Regions from separate parts of the Homo sapiens genome. Here region 2 is linked to region 1. Evidence: read pairs that join two places in POLR2A ChIA-PET (ENCODE). Cell type or tissue: IMR-90. All regions are shown on one strand. Links, peaks and the distances in the headings refer to the core of each region. The heading gives the core; the rest is flanking DNA. Region 1 overlaps GNB5 (G protein subunit beta 5). Region 2 overlaps MAPK6 (mitogen-activated protein kinase 6).

The links. ChIA-PET counts read pairs that join two places held together with the same protein. Peaks named below come from ENCODE experiments on the same cell type or tissue, not always from the same donor. Only the 100,000 strongest peaks of a DNase experiment are listed, where the experiment ranks them.
Region 2: POLR2A ChIA-PET joins it to region 1 with 14 read pairs; 7 of 35 experiments call an interaction of 5 or more read pairs at or near these places.

What each region holds. Positions count from the first base shown.
Region 1 is chr15:52,121,722-52,127,098 of GRCh38, reverse strand. It overlaps GNB5 (G protein subunit beta 5), which reads left to right. Exons shown (of 13, transcript NM_016194.4): 11 at 1,055-1,151; 12 at 2,460-2,626; 13 at 4,331-5,377. The coding sequence ends at 4,342. Among named protein-coding and RNA genes, the nearest start is that of BCL2L10, 12 kb to the right of the region's middle. In IMR-90, for the core only: no CTCF peak of the experiment used is centred there; DNase peaks (open chromatin) are centred at 2,408 and 5,008; H3K27ac peaks cover 159 bases.
Region 2 is chr15:52,028,856-52,034,232 of GRCh38, reverse strand. All of the region lies in intron 1 of MAPK6 (mitogen-activated protein kinase 6), which reads right to left. Among named protein-coding and RNA genes, the nearest start is that of MAPK6, 12 kb to the right of the region's middle. RefSeq lists an enhancer at 5,208-5,377. In IMR-90, for the core only: no CTCF peak of the experiment used is centred there; no DNase peak of the experiment used is centred there.

The sequences.
Region 1 (5,377 bases), core at 194-5,193:
TTGGCCAGGCACGGTGGTTCATGCCTGTAATCCCAGCACTGTGGGAGGCCAAGGTGGGTGGATCACCTGAGGTCAGGAGTTCAAGACCAGCCTGGCCAATGTGGTGAAACCCCATCTCTACTAAAAATACAAAAATTAGCCAGGCGTGGTGGCGGTCACCTGTAATCCCAGCTACTCAGGAGGCTTAGGCAGGAGAATCGTTTGAACCCTGGGGAGGCAGAGGTTGCAGTGAGCCAAGATAGCGCCATTGCACTCCAGCCTGGGTGACGAGCGAAATTCCATTTCAAAATAAAATATACAATAAAACATCTCTACTTCTGATCTGGTCATGCTATTTCCTGATAACTCTTCTAAGGATTCTATTTCTTAACCTAGTCTAAGGAAACCTAGTCTAAGGAAACCAGAAACACATGTAAAGATTTTTATATAAGAATAGTCATCATAATATTATTTATAAAAAAGAAAAATTAAACACAACCAAAACAACAGGGTTTGGCTAAATAGATTCTGATATATTCAATAACTATGTACATAATGTTTTTTGAAGTTCTCTTTTAATGATATGAGAAAGGACGTATAACCTAATGTTAATAAAAGCAATAATGAAACATCCAACCCATTCAGATACACACATAAAATACAAATAAGACTGAAGGAAACAGCTGAGAATTAGTAAATACCTCTAGGATTTAGGGTGACCTTCATTTCCTTCTGTTTACATTTTTGAATATTTCCAAATTTTCTACAGTGAACATGTGTCCTTTATCAGAAAAAAAAGTGGGGTCTCATTTTGTTTTTATACCTGAAGAAATTTGCTGTATTTGCCGTTTCTTTACTGACTCATAGAGATTAATAGGAATCAGGACTCTTTACTGACTCATAGAAATTAACAGGAGTCGGGACTAAAGGATGAAATAACAGTAGGGAAAACTAAGAAGTTTTTCCTTCATCTTTTAAACTACGCAAGTCACTAGCACCTACCTGTAGCTCTGTGGTCATCACGTCACCAAACTGAAGCCAGAAGTAAGTGCTTCTTTATTTATTTGCTCCCCAGTGTCGCCTCTATGACCTGCGGGCAGATAGGGAGGTTGCCATCTATTCCAAAGAAAGCATCATATTTGGAGCATCCAGCGTGGACTTCTCCCTCAGTGGTAAGATTTTATTTCAGAAACTTTTCCCAGGACTGTAAGACAGGACCAGAATGAAACTAGCGCTCCATCATCGCTCAGTTCCTTTTCATCAACTGAGCTTCCTGTGGACCAGTATGCGAAATCATCCATATTTGCACCAGTTTTCCTCCTCTGAGCTTCTGACCTCCCACTTTGTCCTGCCCCAGGCAACTTCACTCCAGGGGGAAATGAAGGCTGTGTACCCACCTAATGCTGTCCTTCAAGGCAATGAAGTGTCAGAAATTCACTTCCACAATGCTCTCAGGCATTTTCTCCCCAGCCTTTGCTTCTCTTCATGCCCCAAAGGGAACTTTTCTGTAAGGTGGAGGTGAAGCAAGAGTCCCTTCTTGGTGGGATACTGTGGCTCACGCCTGTAATCCCAGCACTTTGGGAGGCCGAGACAGGCGATCACTTGAGGTCAGGAGTTCAAAACCAGCCTGGCCAACATGGTGAAACCTTGTCTCTAATAAAAATACAAAAATTGGTTGGGCATGGTGGCGCATGCCTGTAATCCCAGCTACTCAGGAGGCTGAGGCAGGAGAATCGCTTGAACCTGGAAAATGGAGCTTGCAGTGAGCTGAGATCGTGCCACTGCACTCCACCCTGGGCAACAGAGCGAGACTCTGACTCAAAGGGAAAAAAAAAATGAGTCCCTTCTCAGTGCCTTGAAGCTCATGGCTCCTTTGTGGGAAGCTGCTGGTGAAAAAGCATAGCTCCAGAAGGATCATGTCAAAAAAAGAAAGAAAAATAGAAAGTTAAAGCAGAGGTAACAGGCTGGCTACCTGGACCACTCCATTTCCCCAGACACATCCCTAGACTAACTGCACGTGAAGTTCCTGCTACTGCCTGGAACATCTTTTCCCTGCCTTCTCTGCATGACAGACTCCGATTCAACCCTCAAGAGCCAACTCAAATGTCACTTTAACTTTCTCTCTTTAAACAAGTTTTACAAGTTGTTAACTAGCAAATGACTAAAAATAATTTACTTGTGTCTGCAGTGCCCTCCTTAATCCCCCTTCCTCTCTGGTCCCATAGCACTTTACGTGTGTAAAGCACTTGCATTATGGCTGTTACCATGGGATGCTACAGTGATCTGTTCCTTTCAGCCCCACATCCTCCAACAGGGACAGGGACTGTGCTTTCTCCCCTTTGAATCCTTGAGGCAAAGCACAGTGCCTAGGACTCAGTGCGCCTGAATCACTGCTTACTGAATGAGTGAGTAACAGTCATGTAATGAGAAACAGGAAGCAAGGAACTGGCTTAACAGCTATCATCTCACCCTGCTTCAAGGTCGCCTGCTGTTTGCTGGATACAATGATTACACTATCAACGTCTGGGATGTTCTCAAAGGGTCCCGGGTCTCCATCCTGTTTGGACATGAAAACCGCGTTAGCACTCTACGAGTTTCCCCCGATGGGACTGCTTTCTGCTCTGGATCATGGGATCATACCCTCAGAGTAAGAGGGATGGTTTTCTGTTTTCCTGTGTGTGAGAGGAGAGAGGACTGGTGACAGGCCTTCTGAAGCAGAGGGAAGGCTATCAGAGTAAGCTCAGGTGGGCCTGGTCAGCCTCGCCGAGCTCTCATTTCCACTCTGCCCACAGCCACAGAGGGAATGGGTTGCCTGGAGAGGTAGCGAGTGCTGCATCAGTGCAGGTATTCTCGCACAGATTCGACAACTGCGTATCAGCCTGTAGGTGAGGGAATAGTTAGGCTTGATCATCCAGAAAGTTCCTTTTGACCCTAAAAGTCTGATTCTTGTGATTCTAGCCTTTGGCAAACCACAGATAACCAGTCTCTCCTCCTATAGTATAGGGTTCTTATTACGATTATTGACCTTGTGATGACAAGGGTCACAAATCCAGGAGGCTGTGAAGCCCCTGAAATTATTACTTTTTTCTTCCTTTTTTTTTTTTTTTTTTTTTTGGTTTTTCTATAGCTTAATCTTGGAAATGAAGCCCCTGAAATTATATGCCAAATTTGGGGTGTATGCCTTTTGTCCTCGTGGCTTTCATTAAATTCTCAAAGAGAGCTCCATAACCTTGTTGAGTGTTGGCTCACCCAAAATACTACCAAAATAGCCTGTTTAAGCTGGGCATGGTGGCTTATGCCTGTAATTGTAGCACTTTGGGAGGCCAAGTCAGGCGGATCACTTGAGGTCAGGAGTTCCAGACCAGCCTGGGCAACATGGTGAAACCCTGTCTCTACTAAAAATACAAAAATCAGCCAGGCGTGGTGGCATGCACCTGTAGTCCCGGCTACTCGGGAGGCTGAGGCTGGAGAATCGCTTGAACCCAGGAGGCAGAGGTTGCAGTGAGCCAAGATCATCCCACTGCACTCCAGGCTGGGCAACAGAGCAAGACTCTGTCTCAAAAAAAAAAAAAAAAAGTAGCCCATTCATAGAGCAAAGCTAAATTTATTGCTTACCTCAGTGTGGAACATCAAGAATTGGTAGAGGTGTAGTGGCATCTCAGAAGAGGATGACAAAGGCATGCATGAGGTTTTTTTGGTCTGGTTTAAGGCAGGTCTTTGTTGGGGGGCACTTAATTAGGATTGGACAACTTTGTGGCATAATAGTTTTAGGATTGCTGGATGCAGGGGTGGGGGAGGGTTTCGAACAAACCCTTTAAAACTAAATAGTCATTTGATGCTCTATATTGTCCTGAGACATGGGTGTGTTTTCTAAAGAGGGTAAGTTGAGTAGTCTAGTGTTAGGATAGAGAAAAGGATTTTTGCAAAATTCCTGAAACAAATAAAAAAGTTATCTGTGAGTTCATCTTCCTGGGTAAGAGTGTCCTAAGTGAGTAGTCATGTTAATGTATATGGTGAGCTGTATGGGTTCAAATGGTTTTGGTTGTCAATCTGGAAGAGTAGCTAGGCCCGTAAGGAGGCTGCAGATGCCCCACAGACAATTAACTAAGGGAGGAGAAGATCAGGTCCAAAGAAGCACCTTTGCATTGCTAGGAGTACAGTGTTATCCTTCTAAGGCACATGAGCACCCTATTTTGGATGGAGTGTGTATGTTTGTGTGTGTGTGTGTGTACACACACATATATGTATGCCCATGCATGTGTGTGAATAGACTAATTTTATCTCTTTAAGCTCAAGTTTTATAAGTTGTTAACTACAAAGGTCTAAAAACTATCTGTTTGTGTCTTCACAGGTCTGGGCCTAATCATCTTCTGACAGTGCACTCATGTATACCTGAGAATTTGAAATCTTCACATGTAAATAGATATTACTTCTAGAGGAGCTTAGAGTTTATTGCAGTGTAGCTTAGGGGAGCAACCCATGGCTCACAGGTCACTAAGCGTCTCCAATATGACTATTAAAACTGTCACCTCTGGAAATACACTAGTGTGAGCCTTCAGCACTGCGAGAATACCTTCAAGTACAGTATTTTTCTTTTGGAACACTTTTTAAAATGTATCTGTTTTTAAGGTTATTCTAAATTATAGTAGCCTCAACTCATTCTGTCACCAGTAGAATTCAGCAGTTAATATATTCCATATTATTTCTTTGAATCAATTCATTTTCAGAGCACTTTAAAGTCTGATATTTCTCGATGTGCACTGTGATGCCTGGAACCTTCCTCTGGAAGTGCTGATTTTATGGACTGAGGACTGGTGACTGGTCTGTGATAGAAGCAAATTCCAATTCCAAATGTAATTAGACAAAAATCATTTTTTTAGAATGTGTTTTTATTGTAAAAGTATCTTTTTCAGCTTCCTGTTCTATTGTCTTTTTTCAGATACAACATTTTTGTCTATGGTGAACTGCTGTAAATGACGCAGAGAAATGCCTAAAAAGGACAGGTGGTTTGACTCATGGATGATGATGATGTCACTGTGCCACTTGGACAGGGCGTTTTCTCTGAATTGAAGGGAAAGCCAATGGTGTTTGTAAACAAATGCTTCTGAGAGCAAAGAAAAGTCTTCTGTGTGGGAACACAAGATAGTAAACTTATTTAAAAACCTATTAGTAGAATTAGTGGAAACACTTAGGTTAAAGTGAATCTTGTCCATATAAATTATATTCATGGCCGGGCGCGGTGGCTCACGCTTGTAATCCCAGCACTTTGGGAGGCCGAGGCGGGCGGATCACGAGGTCAGGAGTTCGAGACCACGGTGAAACCCTGTCTCTACTAAAAAATACAAAAAATTAGCCGGGCGTGGTGGCGGGCGCCTGTAGTCCCAGCTACTCGGAGAGG
Region 2 (5,377 bases), core at 193-5,192, 93 kb after region 1:
CGGGCGGATCACCTGAGGTGAGGAGTTTGAAACCAGCCTGGCGAACATGGTGAAACTCTGTCTCTACCAAAAATACAAAATTAGTTGGGCGTGGTGGTGCATGCCTTTAATCCCAGCTACTCAGGAGGCTGAGGCGGGAGAATCGCTTGAACCCGGGAGGCAGAGGTTGCAGTGAGCCGAGATCACACCACTGTACTCTAGCCTGGGCAACAAGAGCAAAACTCAATATCCAAAAAAAAAGCAACCAGGAAAAAAAGAAACAAAAAACAAAAAAGCAACCAGGGAAAAGAGATAAAGTATATACTGGAGAAGAATAATAAGAATGATAGCTGATTTATCACTAGAAACAATGAAAAACAGAAGACAATAGAATATGTTTTAAGTACCAAAAGAAAAAAAAAACTATCAACCCAAAAAGAAAATAAGGAAAAAATAAAATAAAAAACAAAGCCTATTAACCCAGATGTATTAGTCACACTTCTCCACAGGGACAGAAATAATAAGTTTTATGTATATATGAAAGGGAGCTTATTAGGGAGAACTGGCTCACACAATAACAAGGCGAAGAAGTCCCACGTCAAGCCGTCTGCAAGCTGGGGAAGAAATAAGCCAGTAGTGGCTCAATCTGAGTCCAAAAGTCTCAAAAGCAGGGAGGCTAACAGTGCAGCCTTCAATCTGTGGCTGAAGGCTGGAGAACCCCCGACAGACCACTGGTCTAAGTCAAGAGTCCAAAGCCCAAACAATCTGGAGTCTGATGTTCAAGGGCAGGAGGAACAGAAGGAAGCATCCAGGACGGATGAAAAATGAAAGCCAAAAGACTTAGCAAGCCAGCTTATCCCATCTTCTTCCACCTGCTTTGTTCTAGCCTCGGTGGCAGCCAATTGGATGGTGCCCACCCACACTGATGAGGGTGGGTTTTCCTCTCCCAGTCCACTGACTCAAAGGTCAGTCTCCTCTGGCAACACCCTGACAGACACACCCAAAAACAATACTTTACCAGCTACCTAGGCATCCTTCAATCCAATCAAGTTGACACTTAATACTAACCATCACACCAGAATTCTGTATCTAAGAGAAATAACCTTCAAAAGACCTTTTCAAAGAAAAGACAAAAGTAGAAAGATGCCAGGTGCCGTGGCTTATGCCTGTAATCCCAGTTACTTCTCAGGAAGTGAGGTGGGATAATCACTTGAGTTCAAGACCAGCCTGACCAACATAGTGAGACCCTGTCTCCATTAAAAAAAAGGAGGCCGGGCGCGGTGGCTCACGCCTGTAACCCCAGCACTTTGGGAGGCTGAAGCGGGCAGATCACCTGAAGTCAGGAGTTTGAGACCAGCCTGACCAACATGGAGAAACCCCTATCTCTACTAAAAATACAGAATTAGCTGGGTGTGGTGGCGCATGCCTGTAATCCCAGCTGCTAGGGAGGTTGAGGCAGGAGAATCACTTGAACTTGGGAGGCGGAGGTTGCAGTGAGCCGAGATTGTGCCACTGCACTCCAGCCTGGGCAACAAGAGCGAAAGTCCGTGTCAAAAACAAAAAAAGAAAAAAAGTATTTAAAAAAACTGGATAGAAATCTGTCTCCAGCAGACTTTCACTTCAAGAAATGCTAAAAGAAGTCTTTTAGGATGAAAGAAAAATACACCAAATGTAACTAACCCCAGATCTACAGAGAGGAATAAAAAACTCAGAAAGGGTAAATATCTCGAAAATATAAAAAGTCTATTAAAAATATCTATCCACGGCCAGGCACAGTGGCTCACGCCTGTAATCCCAGCACTTTGGGAGGCCAAGGCAGATGGATCACCTGAGGCTGGGAGTTCAAGACCAGCCTGGCCAAAATGGAGAAACCCCATCTCTATGAAAAATACAAAATTAGCTGAGCATGGTGGCACATGACTGTAATCCCAGCTATTCGGGAGGCTGAGGCAGGAGAATCGCTTAAACCAGGGAGTCGGAGGTTGCAGTGAGCCGAGATTGCACCACTGCACTCCAGCCTGGCAACAGAGCAAGACTCTGTCTCAAAAAAAAAAAAAAAAAAAAAAATTAAAAATTGTTGGGCTGGGCACGGTGGCTCACGCCTGTAATCCCAGCACTTTGGGAGGCCGAGGCAGGCGGATCATGAGGTCAGGAGATCGAGACCATCCTGGCTAACATGGTGAAACCCTATCTCTACTAAAAATACAAAAAAAATTAGCCAGACGTGGTGGTGGGCGCTGCAGAAGAATGGCATGAACCCGGGAGGCAGGGCTTGCAGTGAGCCGAGATCGTGTCACTGTACTCCAACCTGGGCAACAGAGCGAGACTCCGCCTCAAAAAAAAAAAATTATTTGTTCATATTATAAAGAAAGTCACAGCACTGAACATGAAAATAAAATGGTGAAATTTTTATTTTATTTATCTTGAGACAGGATCTCGCTTGCCCAAGCTGAAGTGCAGTGGCATGAACATGACTCATTGCAACCTCCACCTCCATTGCTCAAGGTGGGTGGACCATCTCAGCCTTCTGAGTAGCTATGACCACCGTGCAAGGTGCCACACCCGGCTCAATTTTTTATTATCTTGGTAGAGACAAGGTTTCCCAATGTTGCCTATGCTAGTCTTGAACTCCTGGGCTCCAGCGATCCTCCCACCTTGGCCACCCAAAGTGCTGGGATTACAGGTGTGAGCCACCACGCCTGGTCAACATTTTACAAGAATATAAGCAAGGTTTTATTGAGACTGTATTATGTGTGAAGCATTGTGTTGGACATATACCCTTACACTAAATCCTCCCAATAGGCAAAATAGGCAAAATATAATCTTTATTTTAGAGAACTTAAAAAACACATTCAAGATCACACATGAATGAGAGAGCCAGGATTTGAACCAGGTTTGTAAACCAAATTCCATTATCTCTCACTGTAACTTATTTTTTTATTGACAAGTATAGTACATATCTCCCTTCACTCCCCAACCTTTTGAGTAGAGTATATTTCCTATAGACAAAGACCTTCTTCTGGCTGGGGGCAGTGGCTCACACCTGTAGTCCCGGCACATTGGGAGGACAAGGTGGGCGGATCACTTCAAGTGAGGAGTTTGAGACCAGCCTGGCCAACAGGGGGAAACCCTGTCTCTCTACTAAAAATACAAAAATTAAGGCCAGGCATGGTGGCTCACACCTGTAATCCCAGCACTTTGGGAGGCCAAGGCGGGTGGATCCTTTGAGGTCAAGAGTTTAAGACCAAACTGACCAACATGGTGAAACCCTGTCTCTACTAAAAATACAAAAAAATGAGCCAGGCATGGTGGCACATGCCTGTAATCCCAGCCACTCAGGAGGCTGAGGCACGAGAATTGCTTGAACCCAGGAGGCAGAGACTGCAGTCAGCCGAGATCACGCCACTGCATTCCAGCCTGGGTAACAGACTGAGAGCCTGTCTCAAAAAAAAAAAAAAAATTAGCTGGGCATGGTGGCACACGCCTGTAGTCCCAGCTACTCGGGAGGCTGAGGCAGGAGAATCCCTTGAACCTGGGAAGCGCAGGTTGCACTGAGCCAAGATTGCACCGCTGTACTCCTTCATCCTGGGCAACAGAGTGAGACTCTGCCTCAAAAAAAAAAAAAAAAAAAAAAAAAAAAAAGCCTTCTTCTGCATAACTAAAACACAACCATCAAAATCAAGAAATTAACGCTGGTATAGTACTACCATCTGATAATCAGGCCCCATTTAAGTTTCTGCAATTATCTCAATCATGTACTTGGGAGGTAAAGGACCCAGTCCAGAATCACGTTACACTGGGTACAATGCAATTATTATGCAGTTTTTCCCTTCTGAGATTTAAAGGAATCAAACATTTTATACAGTCCACAAAAATTTACTGAGCACTTAGCATGTGCCAGGCACTGTTTGACAATATAGTAGAGAATAAGACAGACAAGGTTCTTCTGCTTCCGAAGAGCTCGCATTCTAGTAAGGAAAGACCAACAAACATGTTAGCTAATTAACAAATTCAGATTTGGCCTAGTAGCTGGGAAATGGCCCTCTGAGGAGCTGAAACCTGAATAAGAAGCTACCAGCACTGCTAAGAGATGGGAGAAGGGCATTCCTAACAGAGGAAACAACAAATTGAACAAACCTAAGGCAGGATAAAACTTGGCATTTTGGAGCAAAAGAAATGCCAGTGTAGCCACAGCATCCACAGCAAAGGGCAAAGGAAAGGAGGTAGCAATGAGGAAGGAAGGAACACATGAGGCAGGATTCTGAATCTCATAACTAAGACCAAAGAAAAACTATGAAACCATTTTAAGCAGGCAATCTACATTATTTCATTTACATTTCTGAAAGAAGATTCTTGTTACTGGGAGAAGAATGTCTGAAGAAGGTAGCTGAGTAAAAGCAAAGACCAGTTAAGAGCTATTTCAGTAAGCCAGGTGACATAATGGTGGCTGAGACTAAGGTGGCAGAAATAAAGATGTAAAACAGATAATTGAATAAACAGATTTAAGTGATATTTTGGAGACCAAAAGAACTTGATGATGGATTAGCTATGGGGATAAGGGAAAAACAGGATTCAAGGATAAATCCTAGGTGCCAGTTACAGAAGAGAGAAAGACTGGAAGAATATTATGGAAGAGAGTTCTATTTTGGACATGTTAGGTATATTTAGACAACTGCCTACTAGGTTACTAAGTGGTAATGTCTAGCAAGGCAGTTGGATAATATGTCTGGAGCTCAGGCAAGAAGTCTAAACCAGAAACATAAATATGAGAATTATTCACATACAGATGGCATTTAAAACAATGAGTTGAATGAGACCATCTAGGGAAGAATTTAGAAAAAGAGGGTGAAAAAAAAACCCAGGAGTTTTATCCTGTCTTAGGTATGCCAATACTTAGAGGCAGGTAAAGGAGAGAAGCCTGTTTAATAATTAAAAAAAAACAAAGCTAGGTGCAGTGGCTTATGCCTGTAATAAGGAGGCTGAGGTCAGGAGTTCCGAGACCAGCCTGACCAACATGGTGAAACCCCATCTCTACTAAAAATACAAAAATTAGCCAGGCGTGGTGGTGTGCGCCTGTAATCCCAGCTACTGGGGAGGCTGAGGCAGGATAATCACTTGAACCCAGTAGATGGAGGTTGCAGTGAGCCAATATTGCGCCACTGCACTCCAACCTGGACGACAGCGAGACTCCGTCTCAGAAACAAAAAAAAGCATACAGTATAACAAGGTGTAAAGTAGAAGGAAAACAAGAACATATGTCTCATAAAATGAGAAGTAGATGAATAGGCCGAAAACAGTGGTCAACTATATTGAATGCTCCTACAAGAGCCTGTAAGACTAATTTAGTAAATAGAAACCACTGGCAACCTTGACTAGAGTAGTTTTAGTGGTAAGAATG